2 separate regions of the Mus musculus genome follow, and region 2 is linked to region 1. Evidence: chromatin loops called from intact Hi-C (ENCODE). Cell type or tissue: left cerebral cortex. All regions are shown on one strand.

What was found. A loop is a pair of places that touch in the nucleus more often than their neighbours do. Peaks named below come from ENCODE experiments on the same cell type or tissue, not always from the same donor. Only the 100,000 strongest peaks of a DNase experiment are listed, where the experiment ranks them.
Region 2: it touches region 1 in a loop (2.0-fold over the local background); 2 of 42 quality-filtered maps call a loop at or near these places.

What each region holds. Positions count from the first base shown.
Region 1 is chr11:25,848,185-25,850,684 of GRCm38, reverse strand. The region is part of intron 2 of 5730522E02Rik (RIKEN cDNA 5730522E02 gene); the gene reads left to right. Among named protein-coding and RNA genes, the nearest start is that of Gm51856, 66 kb to the right of the region's middle. In left cerebral cortex, no CTCF peak of the experiment used is centred here; DNase peaks (open chromatin) are centred at 660, 1,058 and 1,534; H3K27ac peaks cover 1,801 bases.
Region 2 is chr11:25,434,356-25,436,855 of GRCm38, reverse strand. No RefSeq gene overlaps it. Among named protein-coding and RNA genes, the nearest start is that of 4933427E13Rik, 110 kb to the right of the region's middle. In left cerebral cortex, a CTCF peak has its summit at 1,025 (motif pointing left); a DNase peak (open chromatin) is centred at 1,003.

The DNA.
Region 1 (2,500 bases):
ATTTCCAACTTTTATGAACGATAAATGCTATTGCTTAACCATGCCTGTTTAATAGAATGGTAGTATGAGGTTCTCCACTAGGGCCTATGTACCAACCAGCCATGGATGCTTTGACATGGGTTCTTTCTCATAGAGCCGGCTTTAGATCAAATCAAGAAGTGTTTGGCCATTCCTCTAACATTCATGCCACCATTGCACTGGTGGATATCTCTCAAACCCTATCAGAGAAACTTGGGTTTACAGTAGACTGCGATTATACAGACTCCCACACCAGAAGGTCAACATGATGGCTATCAGAGGTCCTGGAGTGTTCAGCTCTAAATGGGTCATCTCTAAAATACTCTCTCCCACAGAAGTTCTAAAATCATAGAAGAAGAGGCAGTTCAAAGATTAAAAATAGGCAGTGGTAGTATATGTCTCTAGCAGAGACATATTTGCTATGCAAGCCAGTGTAATTACACACTTGAACTCACAGCAGCTGTGACTGCAAGAACGAAACACACACAAAGAGCTGAGAAAATCCTAGCATTGATGGGGGGTCGGGGAGGGTCATATCCCACTTCAGGAGCTATTGGCAATTGATGACTGCTGGAGTGGGAGAGGGTTTCCTTAAGGCATGCAGGCCCTGAGAGGCTCCATGTAGGAGCCTCTCTCCTCCAACCACACACATTCAAGCAACACTAAGTTGATGGGTGTGTGTGGGAGAGCTCTCAAGAAGTTGGAAGAGACAGGAAGTGGGAGATAGGGGAGAAATTGAAAGGAAGGAGTGATGCAAGGCAAATATGGTCCAAAAGCATTACACACAGGTCTGAACAGTAAGTGAATTAAGGGGGAAATACAGTACCAATAGAAAACAAAGGTCTTAAGAAATGATCAGGAAAACAGACCTATGCTGGGATCATGTGTCTAGAGACTCTGTACTTCCTCCACCACCTTAGACACCCTTGTAAATTAACATAGCAAGAAGAAAATAAAAGTTTTTGTATTGTATTTGTATGGTTTAACTAGAATGCACCCTCGGGGGTCTTTGCAGAGCCTACCCCAGGAAATGGATTTGCACTTATGCTGTGTGGAGGAGCTCAAAAGCAAAAACTAGATCCTGTTGCCCAGGTTCTGTGACTCCTCAGCAGGACTCTGCTTCTTGTTTGCAGGGACACATGTGGAGAGAGAAAGTTACAAAGGAAGTGAAGAGATGACAGTGTGAAGTGCCATGTCAGGAGCTGGACAGGCTCAGGGCTTCAGGACAGCCAGAGCCACAGGCACAGCTTATGCTTGGAAGCCTCATGTTCGTAGTGGAGAACAGATCTCTGAGCACACTAGCTGGCCAGGGAGACACCTGCCTTCTCCATGATAGACAGCTTTCCAGAAAGCCACACAAACGCAAAAGTACAAACCAGACAAGGAGTCACCACAGAGACACTACTGTCTTAGAGGAAAAAGGAGTATCTCCGAACGAAGCCTTCACCATGCAGCTACAATTTAACCAGGAGGAATGTCGTTGGTTCCCGTGTCCTTATTTTTACTTTTTAGAGTAAATTCGAAGAGATGCGATGCAGGAATTCAGGAGATGAAAATGTGTTAAAAGGAATGAAAAGTGAGCTGAGAGAACTCAGGGGGAAAGCGAAAGAAAAATAACAAGGAACTGAAACCCAGGCAAGCGCTGGGTTCACTAGCAGGGGAGGACTGTGAGAGCACTGCCTGCTGCACCGAGGGGAGTGAAGAAGACAGCAAAGGAAATGAACTAGGCAGAAAGGTAATGAGGGCCCGGCTCCCATATGCTTATTTGAATTCCGTATGGAAGAAAACCTGGTACTAATGCAGTGATTAATTAAGGATACAAGTTGATGAAATTCGCTTCAAAGAAAACAAATCTATGCGTTGAAGGGGCATACATCCCGGAAACCTTGGCCCATTTTAGGCAATAAATACCAAACACAATCTCACAAAAGGTGAGGCAGAAAGGCAAAAAAAGAAAAAAGAAAGAAAAGAAAAAAACATTGACACACTTATAATAGATTAAAAATCAGGCTGATTCCAAACTTCTCCACAGCAAAGTTTAGCTCCCACAGATAATACAGTAAGTCTATAGAAGACTTACGAAAATACGAATGAAGGATTAAGACAATAAAACAGCTGTTTCAAACACTCCAAACAGCAGTGACCCTCCATGGACATGCTGGAACTCTGAGTGGAGCTAGAGGGAGGGGCACAAAACAAGGCTGCTCTCCTGGCAGAGGTGCTCAAGGTCACCACACACACAAACTACACTCTCAAAAGTGGGTGTGTGGACACGCAAACTTTATATGCCCCAGTACAGGGGGACGCCAGGGCCAAAAAATGGGAATGGGTGGGTAGGGAAGTGGGGGGGGGGAGAGTATGGGGGACTTTTGGGATAGCATTGGAAATGTAATTGAGGAAAATATGTAATAAAAAAATTAAAAAAAAAAGTGGGTGTGTGGAAGGGTTGAGAATTTTAATCTGTCATCTCTCTGTCTCTGTC
Region 2 (2,500 bases), 410 kb after region 1:
TCTTAATAGAAGCAAATAAATATAATCTGCAATGCAATATGGAAACCTTGCTCCAAAAGTCCCAATGCCAAGAAAAAAACTGTCAAATGTCATTGAAAAGAAGAGTCAGAGACTCCTCATATCACATTATGTCCCCATTGTGAGACTAAAACAAGCACAAAGTGACTAAGTGTACCACATCCATCTTTTATAAAAAGATAACATTTATCTCCAGAGTAGATCCAGATTTGGTACTGATTAAGAAAAGGTAAGTGTTTTACTTCCTAATTCCAGTACAATAAACTACACCAAATATGAAGACAACTGAGTCTTGCCCTCACATGGGGTTTGCAGTTACAAGAGAGTAGTTAAGTGGACTCAGTGACTTTCTAATGAAAATTTGTATGAATTAATTGAAGGGATGGTCTTTGGAAAGTCACCTTTTTTACTTCATTTCTCTTATGCAAGATCATTTCATAAATTCTTCTCTCCATAACTCACAAATGTTCTCAAAGAAATGTTCAGAACAGAATCCTTCATCTTCCTTATCCTTCTTATGCAACAGTGTACCAGGTATAGCAGTGGCCTGTTGAGCACTCTCTGTCTCCACATTCCCTTCAAGGCTCTTCTTCTGGCATGTGGTTTTTAAGCTATGGAAGACAGAGACATTAGACTGCCCTACTCACAGACCCCGTGAGACCTGGAGGTAGGCTCATGTCCTTTGCCTCTGTCTGGTTTGATAATGGCTAGGGATACAGTAAATGTTAGGTTGAGGGGTAGAACGAGACTATCATCTTTCATGATGGGTTTCTCTGTTCACAACAGTCAGAGAAACAGACTATGGGCTCTTCTGGAGGCTACTATGAATTCCTTTAGTTTTTGGGAGGCAAACCCACAGAGCTGAGAGAAACTGTGAATGTTAGTGCAATTTCTTAATTCAAAACATTGCTGCAAAGAGACTTCCAGGGATGGGGCTCGAGGAAATGGGGTGGCTCAGCTGGGATGCATTACTGAACTGTTGGGTTGATTTTGCCCCCTAGTGGTTAGAGACTTAGGGACCCCATTAGCTAATGGCTCCCAGCATTGAATAAAGGAGGTATCTGGTTGGAGGAGGGGCACCATTGTGCAGAAATGTGTAATCATTTACTGGTTACTCAAAATTCCAGTTAGATTAGGGAAAAAATGAACTAGAATACCAAGTTGTCAATTCTATATACAGTTACTACTTGATGGTTTTGTAAACTGTAAGCTGCAGCTCCCCTCATGATTCCTAAGAGCAATGGAGACAAACTTTGAAGCTTTTGATGTTTGCTCATTGATAACTAAGAGTTTGTCCTTCAAAGTCTTTGATAAAGACAGAGAAAGAAGTTGGAGGCCTATGAAACAAATTCCATTTCTCATGGAAGTCCTCTGTGCCCTTTCAGAAAGACCTTGTAGTAAAGGGTCAAAGTATTAGGTATTAGGTTGACATAAGCTGCAGTGTCTCCCCCATTTAGCTCATGGTTTTATCAGATCCCAACTGCATGTGGGCCATAAATATGCCGTGTGGTTTTTCTGACTCAGAGATGACCACGTTTGACCCTGGTAGTTAGTGTGGAGTGATAGGACACTAACCTATAAGGTTTTAGAGTGATGTGATCTCTCTGTATTTCTTGGGGGTATGGATTTAAGGATTCAGGTGAGGTTCTCTCAATTCTATCTGCTGTGCCTTCTCTTTCTCAGAGAATTATAAAACACGTGGGTTTGCCATTACTTGTTATTATTATTGCTTTACCTTTGTTATTGTTTCCAGATTTTGCAATGCATCTTATTACATAAGGCAGATAGTTCTCTGCCTCATTGGTATAACTTAAAGTTTTTTGTTTTTTTTTCCTGGTTAGTGTGCCCCAAACTCGGTAGCTTGCTAACATATTTACTTAATTTTTGTCCTGAAAATTAAATGAATTATGTCCTTTCTGATTTGCATACCAATTTACTCAAATCAGTCAAGTTAAGGAAGGAATGAATATTGGGATTTCATTATTTGTAGGAAGGTTACAGTTAATTTGAGGGGTTAGTGACTGAGCCTGAATCACCTGGGTTTATTGCTAAGGAGAATTCTGGGATCTATAAAAATGAGGGGACTATTCAATTAAAGTAGCCAAAAACAGGCGCCCCCCCCCCCCCAATAAACTTGCCTCTGTCTAATAGAATGAGAATGGAGACAATGAAATTATTCTCTGCAAATTATTAGTGCAATATATTTTTCCCTTTAGGAAACGGAAAGAAAAAAAAAACGGTTGTGGCCTTTTGTTGTAGATAGCTTTTCAGCACACTGTAACATAAACAGATTATCTGCAGTGTTTATTCAGTGTGAAAAAAAACAGTTCCAAGAGCCCCAGGTGCTTGCCAAGATCATAATTGTACCTTCTTAAATACTTTCATTACTCGGAAGTACAATGAGGAGAGCAGGAACACGTGCTTTCCATTTTCTTGTCAACAAAACACCTCCAAGAAATTAAGCACCATTTTCTCTAGAAAA